Linked DNA regions of Homo sapiens: region 2 is linked to region 1. The links are chromatin loops, found by intact Hi-C in ENCODE. Cell type or tissue: Caco-2. All regions are shown on one strand. Each heading gives the region's core, and the rest is flanking DNA. Links, peaks and the distances in the headings are about the cores only.

Region 1 (8,340 bases), core at 71-8,070:
CTGGGCAGTGAGGGGCTTAGCACCCAGGCCAGCAGCTGCAGAGGGGGCGCCAGGTCCCCCAGCACTGCCAGCCTGCCTGCGCCGCACTCAAATTCTCACCGGGCCTCAGCCGCCTCCCTGTGGGGCAGAGCTCAGGACCTGCAGCCCGCCATGCCAGAGCCCAGCCCCCCACCCCGTGGTGGGCTCCCGCACTGCCCGAGCCTCCCCAACGGGCGCCGCCCCCTGCTCCATGGCGCCTGGTCCCATCAACCGCCCAAGGGCTGAGGAGTGCAGGCTTGTGGCATGGGACTGGTGGGCAGCTCCGCCCATGGCCCTGGCGTGGGATCCACTAGGCAAAGCCAGCTGGGCTCCTGAATCAGGTGGGGACTTGGAGAACTTTTATGTCTAGTTGGAGGATTGTATATGCACCAATCAGCACTCTGTGTCTAGCTCGGGGTTCGTGGATGCACCAATCAGCACTCTGTATCTAGCTAATCTGGTGGGGACTTGGAGAACTTTTATGTCTAGCTAAAGGATTGTAAACACACCAGTCAGCACTCTGTGTCTAGCTCAAGGTTTGTAATCACACCAATCAACACTCTGTGTCTAGCTCAAGGTTTGTAAACGCAACAATCAGTGCTCTGTGTCTAGCTAATCTAGTGGGGACTTAGAGAACTTTTATGTCTAGCTGGAGGATTGTAAATACACCAATCAGCACTCTTTGTCTAGCTCGGGGTTCTTGGATGCACCAATCAGCCCTCTGTGTCTAGCTCAAGGTTTGTAAATGCACCAATCAGCACCCTGTGTCTAGCTCAAAGTTTGTAAATGCACCAATCAGTGCTCTGTGTCTAGTTAATCTAGTGGGGACTTGGAGAACTTTTTTGTCTAGCTGGAGGATTGTAAATACACCAATCAGCACTCTGTGTCTAGCTCAGGGATTGTAAATGCACTAATCAGCACCCTGTCAAAACGGACCAATCAGCTCTCTGTGAAACAGACCAATCAGTTCTCTGTAAAGTAGACCAATCAGCAGGATGTGGGTGGGGTCAGATAAAGGAATAAAAGCAGGCTACTGGAGCCAGCAGTGGTAAGGCGCTCAGGTCCCCTTCCACACTGTGGAAGCTTTGGTCTTTCCCTCTTTGCAATAAATCTTGCTGCTGCTCACTCTTTGGGTCTGCACTGCCTTTATGAGCTGTAACACTCACCGTGAAGGTCTGCAGCTTCACTCCTGAAGCCAGCGAGACCACAAACCCACCAGAAGGAAGAAACTCCAAACACGTCCGAACATCAGAAGGAGCAAACTCAGAACACACCATCTTTAAGAACTGTTAACACTCACCGCAAGGGTCCGTGGCTTCATTCTTGAAGTCAGTGAGACCAAGAACCCACCAATTTCAGATACACCATCACTAGCTTTGGGATGAAGGAAGTAAATCTATTCAACAAGGCCTCCTTGCTCAACCCTCATATTATTTTTCATTTTGTTTATTAAAACATTTCTTCATATTCCTTTGCATGATGAACCCTCATACTCTTGAAGTAACCAGTGGGTTCAAGAGTTATGGAGAGGTTCTCATATATCTACCTTGATATTTCATTTAGGAAAAAAAGCCAAAATGAGAAAAATTTAAAAAAAAAAAAAGACTAGACAGAAAATGACACAATGAGGCATTATCTGGTAATCTTCCAAATATCATAGCTTGGTATAATAATAGTTCCTTAAATATATTACACAAACATCATAAGAATATTGTTCTTCCAATATTTTTTGTACTCCAAGTAATGAAAACATTTCCCTTGAAAGCTAAAAAGGACAGATGTGATATTCTCTTTATACAATTTGAACTAATTTAATATGTTTGATAAAAGTTATCTATGAACTGTGACTATCAAAAAAGGTCACAGATAAATAATTCAGAGATGAATTCTGATTGGCAAAATACCTCAGCATCTGGGGGCCAACAGAAATGGGGAGGAGGAAGCGAACAGCTTTCCAGAATATGTTGATGACATAATCTGCAAGGTAAAAGAAGATGACCCCCACTGTGACCAGAATGGGGCTAGCTCAGAAGGCTGAAAGGGGGCAGCTAGCGATGGGTATGAACACTCACGCAGAGGCAGCAGGATCAGCAACACAGAACAGGACACATGCATCACCAGCGCGCGCTTCACAAAACAGTACTTTCCCTTGCTCCTGCAATGCACTCTGATATCTTATCTTTCTTTCTCTTGGCTTTCATGTTTTAAAAACTGCTATTTGCAACTCACTAAACTGATCATTAGCCTAATGAGTCACAGCCCACATTTGAAGACAATGGATACAGCATACCCTGATCTATATCCCAGTAGATTGCTAGAAAAGGGAAGGGAGTTGGTTTGGCGTAAGTATTTGTAAATGCTTCCCTAGGTAGTTTTGAGCTATCTTAAAGAATTTGTTCTAGAATGTTGCCAGGATTCAATGTTTCCCTCTTTTAAAAAGTCTCCTGGGTCCATTCTCATCTCTCATACCTGCACAAAGATGACTGTAACCGCTTTCACTACTCTAGGACGTCTGCCATTTGGGTTTTGAACAATCCAGTCCAGTTTCGGGCTTCGAGACCCTCTTTAAAGGGTTTAGGCTGGCCTCACTTTGAAAAGAAAGATACAGACTGGAAGCAACTCTTCCTTTTCCTATCACCTGTTAATATTATCTATTCTTCCATAAACACTGGATGATCTTCCTCATAAGAACGAAACTCCTTGTGGGTACCCCAGCTCACAGTGGCCTCTGGCTTTCCTGACCTTATCCTTGCAGGCCCTCGTCACTCTCCTGCACCTGTTCTTGTCTGTGTACCCCATGCAATGTACCTAAAGGAAACTAGACTCACAGTCCTAGCTTCCAGACCCCTACTCCCCACTATTACTTAACTGGGGCAGTCACCTTGGAAAACGTATTTAATATCGCAATCTAATTTTCTCTACCTGCAAACTGAAAATACTACTGTTTACTTTTGGGGTTTTCGTAAGAATTAATTTATGCATAAGAGTTCCCTTCTCTCGTCTCCCTGGACACATTCCCTCAAGCTTCCTTTGCCTTCAAAACACCAGAGTGTTTCACTGTTGTCAAACTAAATGCAGAGTAGTGGCTGAGATTCTGTGCCATCTAACATGCTGTGGAAACCACAACGCCTCCAAACAGGTTTCTGCAGAGACTACTCTTTGCCTTCCTCAATTAATTACACAGAAAGGATGGGAAAGGCACGGGGCACGGGGCGCGGGGCGGGCGGGGGGAGCGGGGGCGGGTTGCGGGGTGGGGCGGCGGGGAAAGTGTAAAACCCCTATTTCCCTCTAATCAGTAACACGACCTGCGAGCAGGCTCCCCAGTCCAAACAAAATGAATGAGCAACTGTCAAGCCAGGCATCATCTGAGAACCCTGCCCAGTGCATGGAGGCGCGCCCGGGGCCAGGAGCCAGCACATTTCCCCAGCCCAGGGGGGCTCTCTCAGTTGCAGGGCACCAAGGCGGCAGGAGGGCCGCAGCAAGGAAAGTTTTCTCACCAGCGGGAAAGGGTGTGCCTCGGCCGCTGGGGCCCAGCGGAGGGGAGGAAGCCCACCCAAGCCCCGAGCGCCGCCGCTTCCAGGCTTTTCGGACGCCCAGCGGCGTCCACACGCACATCAGCGGGCTGCCGGGAAGGTTTTAAACTTGGTGCTCTCCACGGGGTCCACACTCTTCCCGTGGGCGTCCTCACACCCCAATTCTCCTCCTCCCACCCCATTCTCTAGCCCCTCTAAACTAAAGACTGCCCCCAAACCCAAGCAAGCCCTGCCTTGACCAAAGCTGCACGCGCCCCGCACCCAGCGCCCGGGCTTTGCTCCGCCCTGGGCGCCCTGTCCCGCCCGTGGTTACCGGCTGGCTAGCCCCGGCCCGCGGGCTCGGCCCTGGTTCCGGCTCCTGGCTCCTCCGAGGTGCGCGAGCGCCGCCGCCGCCGCCGCCTCCCACCGCCCAGGGCCGGGCGAGTAGCTCCTAGATCCGAGGTGCGGCGGAGACGCGCGCTCCCGACCCGCAGCGGAGGCGGCGCGGGGCGCCGGAGCAGGGCTGCAGCGCGGGAGCCGCCTCCCCAGCGCGAGAGCCGCCTCCCCAGCGCGAGGCCGCCTTGGCCAAGAGGAGGTGAGCTTTGCAGATCCCTTTCCTGCTCACTTTGCCCCTCCGAGTCCGGGTCAGAGCCTGAGTCAGAGAATTCTTTGCCATCCCGGGCTCTGCAGTGGGTCCCTCGGGTCAACTTTGGGTAACAGGAGGAGCTCATTAGCTGAGCAAGAGGGAGTGGGGTATCATGAATCAAGGCTTATGAAAAATCGGCAGCATTGAGTTCAAGTTCAGTAAGGCCAGAGCCCCCCCATAATGTGCTGCTTAAATTACTACCTCGATTTTAGTTTCTCTTCCTGCCCACTGGTCCAGGTGTCAAAGGGCAGTCAGACGTTCAAACGGGGTCCCAAAGGGCTAGCACTGGGCCGGGAGTAGTTTCAGCATAGCAGGGCTGGCTCATCTCTTCCTCCCTTGAGTCCTTATTGCATGCCAGGCATTGATCTGGGAATACAGGTGCTTGGTGCTTGCATTCTACTAAAGAGACAGGCATAAACATAACAAATAACTAAAATACATAGTATGTGAGATAGTGATGAAGTGCGGTGGACAAAAAAGAAGGGAGGAAATGGGATAATGTTTGGAGGTAGGGGGTGCATTTTTAAATGGGATGGTCAAAGATGGCTTCACAGTGGAGTAAAGATCTAAAGGAGATGAGACAGAAAGAAGTCACGCTGGTATCTGGAGAGAAAGCACTTGCTGTGTGGCAGGCACTGAGATGTTCTTTACTGCACTAGTCATTTCTTTTACTACTCTCCATATGCCATATTAGACAGGTATTGCCACCATTTCCATTTTACTGATGAGAAACTGTAACTTAGGAAGGTTAAAGGAACTGCCCAAGGTCATATGCTAGTCAATAGAGGAGCTTGCCTTCAAGGTCAGGAAGCCTGGTGCCCCAGAACCATAGTTTAACCACCATTATACAGCAGCAGGGGAAATGCAGCACCCATGCAGGCTGGTGGCAGTGTGATGAACTCAAGCTGGTGGTGCCAAAAGAGGATTCCTGGAAATGACATCTCATCACTGATTTTTTTTTAAAAGCTCAGTTTCATTACCACTTGTAAAATGAAATATTTTGAACACCATTTTTCTTCTTCTTCTTTTTTTTAATTTTAAGTTCTGGGATACATGTGCAGAATGTACAGATTTGTTACATAGGTATACATGTGCCAGCGTGGTTTGCTGCATTTATCAACTTGTCATCTAGGTTTTAAGCCCCGCTTGCATTAGGTATTTGTCCTAATGCTCTTCCTCTCCTTGCCGCCCACCCCCGACAGGCCCCGGTGTATGATGTTCCCCTCCCTGTGTCCATGTGTTCTCACTGTTCAACTCCCACTTATGAGTGAGAACATGCTCATTTGGTTTTCTGTTCCTGTGTTAGTTTGCTGAGAATGGTGGTTTCCAGCTTCATCCATGTCCCTGCAAAGGACACAAACTCATCCTTTTTTATGGCTGCATAGTATTCTATGGTGTATGTGTGCCACATTTTCTTTATCCATTCTATCATTGATGGGCATTTGGAGTGAACAGGCAACCTACAGAATGGGAGAAAATTTTTGCAATCTATCCATCTGACAAAGGTCTAATATCCAGAATGTACAAGCAACTTAAACAAATTTACAAGAAGAAAACAACCCCATCAAAAAGTGGGCAAAGGATATGAACAGATACTTCTCAAAAGAAGACATTTATGCAGCCAACAAACATATGGAAAAAAGCTCATCATCACTGGTCATTAGAGAAAACCATCTTTATAGTGTGTGTATGTATCTTCTGCCTCATCCACAAGCAGTTTGATTCTAAATAACATAATTTGACAATCTGTGATAAGATTTATTAATCATTCCCCAAGTGTCCACACCAGTTCCAGTTGCTCATTCCTATTCACAGGGATGTGATTCCTCACCCCTGCAGTAGAGCCTCTGCCAAGTGTCTTCAGGGCATTGTGAAAAAGAGTGACAAAACTGCTGCTTCTGAGGGGCTACGGTGTGAACAGGCCAATTTCTGCCTTAGCTGTCGGCATCAGGTGGCCTTGTTCTGGGCAGAGCATCAATGGCTCCAGACAGAAAACCAGGGCACATTGTACTTTGTGAAAAAGGCAGGTCACTAACCCTTGGTTTCAGAAGCTGAAACTGCAGCATCTGGTGAAACAATGACATCAATAGGATGGCCAAGCCCACATTTCTCTCCTAGATATCTCCACCTCCTCATGGTTGCATTCATTCCTGTCTTCCTTCCTCCACTGTCAGCAAAAATCTTTTGACCTTTCCTTTGTAGGAAAGGTCTTTTCAAACACCACTTGTCCCAAAAAGCCTTCCTCATTGTCTCAGCTACAAACGAACTCTTAATCTAAAATCTGATACCTCTCTTATGGCACCTGACATTTCCTACTTTATTTTAAAATTTAGCCTATACTGTATACCTTAACTCCTCCATAGGCCAAATATTAATTTATATTTAATTTCTCCACAGGTCCTAGCATAATGTCTTCTACCCAGTAGACATTCAATGAGTATATTTTTACTGTTGTTCTTAATAAATTAATCTGCAAGAATACAGCTTCATTGTCTTTTAATTTTGTCTTTTCATTCCAAGATAACTCACAGAAATTTAGTGACAGGACTAAGTTATATGTAGCTATAGCTGTTGTTCATCAATATAAGTTGACAATGGTTTGTCTTGAGGTAAATTCCATTTGCCTTATTTCAAGATTAGAAAACAGAGGCTTTAGAGTAATCTCCCTTAGGTCACAATACTAGTCTTCAAGAGAGCCAGGATTTAAACCCAGCACCGTTTGGCTCCAAAATGAGCTCACCACAAGCTCATACTTCTCTTTCAGTCGTTCATTCAGGAATGCATTCATTTGATCTTTCAACAGATATTTGCAAACATTGACTGTGCTCAGCTCTGTCCTAGACACCAGGAAAATAGCAATGATTAAAACACAGTCCTTGTCCTCAAAATGCTCACAATCCTGTAGAAAGGACAAAGGTAAGGAAATAATAAAAACTTAGTATTATAAACCTTTTAGACTCATGGATGTCCTAGAGGAGCACTTGGTTTAACTTAGGTTATAGGAAGTAGGAGGTGACAGCATGGATTCTCTAAGAAGACAGAATGTAATTTTAATTTTGAAGTTTTTTACAATGCTAATGAAGGAAAGCATATGGTAGACAGAGGAAAGAGCGCTTGCAAAAACACGCGTGGAAGGATACAATGCATTCAGAGAATGGCTTTGCTGATTCAAGAGGGCTGCAGCATGGTGAAAGCAGAGTTGACATGAGGCTGGAAAGGTAAGCAGGGCCAAATCACAAGAGGTGCACAGAGTAGCTTTTATGAAGTTCATCACCCGCTTAATATATATAAAAATCATGGCTGTCTATGTATGTCAACTTTCCAGGGTAGAGAGAGGTTGTCTAACTTTAGTCAAATTCTCAAAAAGGCTGAATGACCCAGGGCTAGGAAGTGGGGGAAGTCACTTTCCTTTCCCACAGCCTTCCATAGGTCCATGGACTTCAGGAAATCCCAAGGAATTGCAACATCAACCAGGATATGCTGGATACCTGGATTGGGGTGGGTGCAAGGCTTGCCCCTGCCAAATCACCTCCAAACATGCAGTGGCACTGACATCCCGGGGCTAGGATGGCTTGACCCTGGTCCTCCCAGCACCTGTGCCCATGTGCCTTCTAAGTGTGGAAGGAAGGGGTTGCTGGGTGGCCAGAAGGCCAAGAGGCAGGGAGGCACCTGAGAATGTGTCCTGGGAAGGTGGCAGAAAGCAGGGCCACAGAGAGCCACGACTCTAAGCCCTAAGCGCGTGCTTCATTGCCTCATCTGACTTCAATTGCTGCGATGGGCTGAATGGTGTCCCCCAAAATTCATATGTCCTAAGCCTTGGTACCTCAGAATGTGACTGTATTTGGCGATCGGGCCTTGAAAAAGGTGATTAGGTTCAATGAGATCATATGGGTGGGCCCTACCCCAATCTGACTGTTGTTATAAGAAGAGTACACACAGAGAGACACCATGGGGCATATGGATACAGAAGGACTCCGATATGAAGAGGCAGCATGGGGGTGGCTATCTGCAAGGCAGGGAGAGAGGCCTGGAACAGAGCCTTTCCTGACAGCCCTCAGAGGAAGCCTACCCTGCTGGCACTTTGCTTTTGGCCTTCATTTCCAGAATTGCAAGAAAATACATTTCTATTGGTTAAGCCACCCAGTCTGTGGTACATGGTTATGG
Region 2 (8,340 bases), core at 322-8,321, 78 kb after region 1:
GGTCAAATATCAGTAGTAAAATAAGTTGTGGTACAAAAGAAAGCCAAGAAGTTACCTGTACTGAAGGAACATTTGATTTCATTTAAGAAACTGAAGGCTGGATTCTAGTTAACCTTTTGTTATGTACAAAAATGTTCTCTTAAAAAACCCTAAGCAATCACAAATTTAGATAAACTAGTTGAATAAAGGACAATGACAGCTCTTCATTATGCTGTAAAACTATGGATCTCATTTTTGGAAAAGTTGAGATCATGCAGCAACCTGAAAAACAAATAAAAAGCACATGTTTCTTAGGGAAAATGCTTTAAAATGAAGAAATAAGAGCAGTTTACCACCATAATCATGATACTTTTTCATTTTCCCCATTCACTATGTAGTTTTTTTTAAATAAAAAAACACTATCACCTCTTAAAAAATTAGTGATTAGTAACTCCTAAATATCATGAAATATCTAAGCAGTGCTCAAATTTTCAACTAGCTCATAAATGTCATAATTTTAAAAAATAGTTTCAATCAATAGCCAATTAAAATTTACTCATTATGATTGGCTGATAAGTCTTTTAGGCATCCTTTGATCTGTAAGATCCCCCAGACCCCCACTCCATCCTGCAATTTATTTGTTGACAAAAATCAGATTTTTATTTGTTGAGTCTCCTAAAACCTTCATTTTTCTACATCCCTGTGGTATTCCTTAATAATATGTCTTTATGTCCTCATATTTTCCATAACTTAATATATGGATCTAGAGGCTTGATCAGACACAGGTTCAAATCTTTTTGACAAGACTATTTCACAGGTAATGTTCCTCTATCTGGAGGCATGTAATAAATGGTTGCCTCTCTTTTTGAGTGCTAGCTACCATTATGATCTATGTATAGATCCATTAGTTCATTAAGCACTGCAATTGGTGATATTCTACTTCTATCATTCTTTATTCATTAATCAGCTGAGGAATCCTATAAAGAAAAATGTCTGCTCATTTATTATGTGATTATTCAGTAGTATGGCTCATATAACAAAGGGAGAATAAATGTTTGATTTTTTTCCCCTTTATTCACCAGTTTTCAAAGAAAGGAGTTGATTCCCCTACGATTCTATCTTCATTCTCCCCCTACTGAACAGGAAAAGCAGAAATACTGCGTATTGTTCAACTAGGAAAATAGTATAATAACTACTTTTTTACCACTTACTCTATTATAAATGTCACTTTGCTATGCACTTCACATGCATAGGTATTATTATTTATTCATTTTTATAGATAAGTGCACTAAAGCTTAGAAGGGTTAAGAACTGCCCTAGGACACCCAGCAAATGATTGTAAGATGCTTGTAAGTGGTAGACCTGGGATTTAAACCCCAGCTGGCAGCTCCCAGAGGGCATACACATACTCACACAAAGGGCCAGTAGGGCACAGGAGTTGAAGCCAACACAGTGCAGCAGTAAAGCCTCTCAGTATCTGGGCCCATGCTACCATTCCATCCTGTTCTCCCAGGCAAGCAGCTTCACTCTAGCCAAACCAGTCTAGTCTTTTGTATAAATCTGCACCCCTAATGCATCTGCCAGTTCTCCCTGCCTGTACTATCCCCTTCTCCATCTCTCTTGACTGGTAGGTTTTAGTCCACATGCTGTGCACATGACTTTTTTGACCATGCAGCTCCTGTCTCTCCAACACACACATCGCTAGGTAAAAGTAACCCATCTCTCCCGGAATTCCTGTAACATCTTGATTTTATCTCTAGTAAGATATTTGTGGTGTTCTGAGTCATACTTTGGTTATCAGCACGTGCATTTGTTTCTACCACTAGATAGTGTGGTCCTGGAAAGCAGAGACTGTTTTACTAACCTCTGTAATAAAGTACATATTTAATGGATAAAGAACCATTATTGGCCAAGTAATGATAAGCTGCTTATCTGTATTTTTTAAAAAATAGGTTTCTGAGTCTTTCTCTGTTATCATACCATACAGACTGACAAATGTTCACCAAATATGGAGAATATGTCTGGGATGGCTATATTTTTAATATAATCTATGTAGCAGACATGAGATTAACTTTGCAGCACTCTAGGAGTGGACATCACAATCACAAGAAAGACTCATTTTTCAGAACAGCAAAAACTATAATAAGAAACCCATATAATTGCTAATCAAGAAAAATACACCACATCCATTAAGATGATGAGGATAAGGAAACCAAAGAAATGAGTCCTAACTGAGAGTCACAAGGGCAGCTACTATGAATTTTAAGTACTAATTTGAATCAAGTTACATCTCAGAATGCAACTCTATGCAGCATGTTCAGGAGTGAGTAATAGCAGGAATCCACATGTAATGATTAATAAATACTCCTGAGCAACTCTGGGTAAGCCAGTTAGCACAGCATTGAAAGATTGGCTCTGAGGTAAAACTGAGAAAAGAAAGCCATATAGGTTCTGGTCAATTTTTTTTTTTTTTTTTTTTTTTTGAGACAGAGTTTCGCTCTTGTTGCCCAGGCTGGAGTGCAATGGCGCGATCCTGGCTCATTGCCAACCTCCGCCTCCTAGATTCGAGCGATCCTCCTGCCTCAGCCTCCCAAGTAGCTGGGATCACAGGTGCCCACCACCATGCTCGGCTAATTTTTGTATTTTTAGTAGAGATGGGGTTTCACCATGTTGGCCAGGCTGGTCTCGAACTCCTGACCTCAGGTGATCCACCTGCCTTGGCCTCCCTAAGTTTATGGTCAATTTTAAAAATGCAAAAATGATTCTAATTATTTAAAAGTATTATTATATTGCAATCTGTAAAGTACTCATTGAGATACTTCTAAAATAGCAGAAGCAATACAGCAGAAGACAGTACAGCTCTTAGCCTTTTTTCATAAAAAATTTTTTATATTCAAACTATGTTAGTCTTCATTGTAATTTTAATAGTTTTGCTTGAGCTTTAAAAGAGCAAAAGTTTACACAGAAACTTGAAAAATCTTTTTAAGTTGAGAGAGTTTAACTAAAACAACATTTTTCTTAAAGCATTAAAATAGAAATATATTTAATTAAAAATAAAATACATTTTAAATATGACAAGAAAAAAGTTTTTAATGTTTTTATTGATTGGGGGGTCAATCTTTTCTACAATTAAAATTTTAAATAAAAAAGCAAGATATAAGATTATCTATGAGGACTAAACTCTGATTTTTTTTTTTTTTTTATCTTGCCCAAATTCCTATCTAAGGGGTCTGGGAAGTCATGCCCTACAAACCATAAATTCTCATCAGATGGGTTTTATTTAACCCCATATATCGTGACTTACTTTCCAACCTGACTCTGGCATAACATTACGAGACAAGGAAGAAAATAAAAATGTTTTACCCCAAAACATGTTTCTTTGCCATGTCTTGAAATGGCCCTGCAAATCTGTCCTTTGTGGGGGAAAATTTGCATCTGTAAAGAATCCTATTAACATAGCTAGATCTTCTTCTTCCAGGCCAGTCCAATCCTGAAGAGGTTAACTAAGAGTCTAGTACCTTTTAAAGGTCTGAACAGGAAACATTGTCATCTATTATCTCTAAGGGCAGCCACTGTAAGACTTCAAAAGAACCTTGGTCTCCACAATCTTTTATCTTAACCTGAACATTCCCTTTCTGTGGATCTCAGGTCTTTAGACAAACTCAACCAATTGTCAACCAGAAAATGTTTAAATGTTTAAACTTACCTAGAGCCTGGAAACCCGTGCCCCCCCCAATCCAGCTTTGAGTTGTCCTGCCTTTCTGGACCAAACTAATGTATTTCTTAAATGTATTTGATTGATGTCTCATGCCTCCCTAAAATGTATCAAACCAAGCTATGCCCCGACCACCTTGGGCACATGTTCTCAGGACCTCCTGAGGGCTGTGTCACAGGCCACGGTCACTATATTTGGCTCAGAATAAATCTCTTCAAAGATTTTACAGAGTTTGACTTTTTTCATCAACATCTAGAAATGTTAGGTTAGTCACCTACTAAATAAGAATAGGGCACTTAGAACAGCCATATTTTAAAATTATCTAGAAATCCAATAGGGGCTATATTTAACCAAATATTTTAAAGTGCCATTTTAAAGCTAAATCACATCAAGATGAATTTCAAACAGGATCGCCACTACCACTGATTTTTCATGATCCATGCTTCAACTATTAGTCTTGCCTTATTTGTGTTCTAGTCTTCCCTTTTTGTCTTGCTGCTTGGCTTTTGATCACATATATTATTTACTTTCACTCAGTTACAGAGAATGAAGATCAAAAGCTACAATGAGATGAACATTCCTTATTAATTACTATATATTATGAAGCTTTGATGGAAGAAGAGGTTGGGCCTAATGTCCCAAATAAGAATTGTGGCACCAATCTTGTGAGTGTAACAATATTGGCAGCCATCACGAGCAGAGAACACTGACTGCTGGCTGTAACTTACTTTTATGTTTTATCTAACAATATGCATAATCCTGGCCTCCAACTCAAACTATACGAAGATTTAAAGACTTTGTTATTTTCTAAAACTGTAAGATTATTAAAGTGCAGTTTCATATAAACAGGAAGAACTGAGAGATGCTTGTTATGAAAGATCTTCACTTCAGTGTTGGGCAGTCTGTTTCCTACTACACTGTTACTCACCTTACTCCTTGTTCTGTAAATGGCACTGGTCCACAAATGCAGACGAGAACTTTGGATTTGTCCAAATTTCTTTTCAAAAATTCAGAAAGAAGAGCTGGTGAAATATGTCCCTGTTTGCCATTCCATTCAGAAATAGGTGCTGAGAGAACAAATTCAACATCCAGTCTAGGGAAAAGAAAAACAGCTTTTTAAAGTTTATTATTTTAAACATATTATTAACATGTTTCAAGTTCAAGAATATATTTCTCCCCTAAAGGAACAATTTAATATATAAAGATACACTTACTTGCTAGAAAAACACTGAAAAAAATTGTAAGATTTAACAAAAACGTATAGGTAAATCTATATTTACTAAGGATTAGCTTTTCCTATAGATAAGGAATGTAATTTGGCATTTTTTTTTAAATTGAACTAATTATCCAAGCATGGTAGCTCACACCTGTAACCCTAGCATCTTGGGAGGCCAAGGTGGGAGGATTGTTTGAGAACAGGAGTTTGAGACCAGCCTGGGCAACACAGTGAGACCTAGTTTCTACAAAAAAAAAAACCCAAAAACAACAACAACAAAAAAAACTGTTTAAACTTAGCCAGGTGTGGTGGCATGTGCCTGTGGTCCTAGCTATTTGGGAAGCTGAGGCAGGAGGATCGTTTGATCCAGTGAGATATGATTGCACCAGCCTAGGCAACAGAGCAAGAACCTGTCTCTTAAAAAAGAAATTAATTAAAAATAAATATATAAATGAAATAAAGATCCCAAGGGATCTCAGAGAACGCTACATTTCTATTAATAATCTACTAGTATTGAAAAAAAAGAACAAATATTGCATGTTCTCACTTATGAGTGGAGCTAAACCCTGTGTACATAAGAACATAAAGATGAGAACAATAGACACTGGGGGCTCCAAAAGGAGGGAGGTGTAGGGAAAGGGGCAAGGGCTGAAAACCCTCCTAGTGTGTACTATGTTCATTGTCTAGGTGACAAGATCAATAGAAATCCAAATTTCAGCATCACGCAATATACCCTTCAAGCAAACCTGCACATGTACCCCCTGAACCCAAAATAAACAATAATAATATGCTGGTATAAATCACAGTAAATAGCAATTACCAGTGACACATGCATTTTAATCTCTGGCTGCAATTTAAGGATATTCTAAAGAGGCTGTTATCCTGCTTATCTCCTTTTCATACGCTGAGAAAAGAGCTTAAACTGGAACAGGAGCATTCCCAAGTTAAGACTCAATAATTCTTTAATGAAAGATTTTTTATATCAAAATATAGACAATTCCTGTGGAATACTCTCTCCTGGGTTTTCTGAATGAAGGTTAACTTACTGTCTAAAAAATTACAGCTTTGAGATGCTGGAGACATGTGGGGGGCACACAGTAAACATCCTGAAATTCTTTTATAATTTCAAAAGTGCCAGAAGGGGTTGGGACCCTTGAAAAGGTTACCTGAAAATAAATTCAGATAACCCATAAAATACAAAGTAATATGAAAGAGGAAGAGAACAGACCTGCTTCTGATGAGTGCCTATGTGATCTCAAACGTCAATCTAAGTAAGCTTGTCAAAAATTTTATTTTAAAGTAGGCTGATAGTGATCTGAGATGACAAGTCTTGAAATACAAATGTATTCATTTAGTCTAAATCATTAGCAGTCATCCAACGACTTATTCCCTCCTCCTCTAGCCAATCAGCTTCAGCAACTTGCCTCCTTCATTTTCTCACACAAAGTCCCTTACCTTCCCATTTTTACTGTCACAACTCCAGATCAGGTTCTTATATCTCATCTAAAATATTACATTAACAGCCTTAGCCCTTAATCTATTTGATATACCATTGCCATATTAGTTCCCCTAAAAACTCTGATACAACTTTACAACTTTTTTGCTTAAAAGCTTCAGTGATTCCTCACTGCCCACAGATTGGTATTTCAGAGTACTTGGGGCCCCAGCTTTTCCTGCTTTTGTTTTTTTTGTTTTTTGTTTTTTTTCTAGCTAAAGAAAATGCCTGCAACTGTAGTAAAAATTGCTATGTGCTCAAAGGAAAAAAATCTCACAAAACTAGGAATCAAAATTAGATAAAATATATATAATTATATATGTTTCCATAATTATATGGAAACATTTCTTAAAATGAATCTAATGAAACACTAGTATGCCTCCAGATGTTAGTAGTTATTCCATGAAAGCAGGCTAACTATCAAATAAGTCTGTGACATACTGGGTTAAAAAAAGTTAAATATATTTCCGTAGAATTTCAGAAAGCCTTATATATGCTAAGTTCAGAGTAAATCTTCAGGAAGGCATATACTGTTTCCCAAATTTATTCAATCACAGAGTCCATTCCGGGGAACACATTAACATTTCAAAGAACACATTCTGAGCAACACAACATCTGAGGAACATCTCCTGGAAGAAACCGAAAGTGCTATAAGGCTCCAGATTAGTGGGCTGCATATCTGTCAGCATAAGAGGCTGGGGAAAAAGAAACAGTTTCAGGTATACTGTTCAATTTACTTCTGCTTCTGGCATCATCAGCTTTTGCTAACTTAAATGGAACTGCCACATTGCCAGTCCCAATACTGACATCAGAAGACAAAAACATATAGTCCACAGAGCCTGTCAGCACTACAGGGAGATGAGCCACAGAGTGTCACTGTGCCTTCTTCCTATGTCTATCTGATATATAATATTTACTTCACATATTAATTACATTCAAGGTCTTTCAGCACCTGATTTTAGCCTATCTTGTTTCCTCAATTGTAAACAAAAAGATCAGAAATGATAACTATTAAGATTCCTTCTAAAACTGATATAAGGTTTAATGGGTTTATTTTTAGTTATTCTGCATCATTCTCCTTCATGCACAATATTTATTTCAACAAAACAACTCTACTCTGTCATTAAAACACTAGAATATCCTGGCCCTCATGTCTTATGCAATCCTACTACCCAGATTTATTTTCCCGCTCCAAGAAATGCTAATCATTTCCCAAAGCCCAGCTCAAAAGCCCCTTCTTCCATGAAGCTCTGATATTCCCACCCTCACAAAAATGGAATAAAATTCTTTTCACTAGATATCTATGGTATGTTTTTTGTTTCTCTCAAGGCACAGACTTTACAGTCACTTATGTACTTTAGAACTTCACCACCACTAGGGTAGTCTTACTGATTTCTTATCTTTTTGTAATGTCAAGCACATTTTGCAGGGAGTGAGCACACAAATCTTTAAAGTGATGTAAATTGTCTTCTATCTTCTATTGGTGCATATAAGTGGGTAAATAGTCCCGTTTCCTTTGTGACCCATTTCCATGCTGCTTAGAATCCCTTTATTTCCCCTCTCTCTTTTGCCCCAACTAACCTCCCAATCCACTCTAGTGTAAAAATAATGACACTAACAACATCACTGTTAATGACACTGTCAGTGTTAATGTCATCAACAATGACAATGTAGGCTGGGTATAGTATTCTCTGCTAAGTGTTTTCATTGTCAGAGGCATTTGTCAAAATGTAACAGATGCTGGAGAGGACGTGGAGAAACAGGAACACTTTTACACTGTTGGCAGGAGTGCAAATTAGTTCAACCATCGTAGAAAACAGTGTGGCGATTCCTCAAGGATCTAGAACCAGAAAGACCATTTGACCCAGCAATCCCATTACTGGGTATATACTCAAAGGATTATAAGTCATTCTACTATAAAGACACATGCACATG

What was found. Hi-C counts contacts between places; a loop is a spot of excess contacts. Peaks named below come from ENCODE experiments on the same cell type or tissue, not always from the same donor. Only the 100,000 strongest peaks of a DNase experiment are listed, where the experiment ranks them.
Region 2: it touches region 1 in a loop (1.8-fold over the local background); 1 of 110 quality-filtered maps calls a loop at or near these places.

What each region holds. Positions count from the first base shown.
Region 1 is chr6:84,029,408-84,037,747 of GRCh38, reverse strand. It overlaps MRAP2 (melanocortin 2 receptor accessory protein 2), which reads right to left and starts at 3,976. Exons shown (of 4, transcript NM_138409.4): 1 at 3,865-3,976. In Caco-2, for the core only: no CTCF peak of the experiment used is centred there; a DNase peak (open chromatin) is centred at 4,027; H3K4me3 peaks cover 1,200 bases; H3K27me3 peaks cover 115 bases.
Region 2 is chr6:83,951,745-83,960,084 of GRCh38, reverse strand. It overlaps RIPPLY2-CYB5R4 (RIPPLY2-CYB5R4 readthrough), which reads right to left. Exons shown (of 18, transcript NR_174604.1): 17 at 4,623-4,787; 18 at 1-261. It overlaps CYB5R4 (cytochrome b5 reductase 4), which reads right to left. Exons shown (of 16, transcript NM_016230.4): 15 at 4,623-4,787; 16 at 1-261. The coding sequence ends at 207. Among named protein-coding and RNA genes, the nearest start is that of LINC02857, 65 kb to the left of the region's middle. In Caco-2, for the core only: no CTCF peak of the experiment used is centred there; no DNase peak of the experiment used is centred there.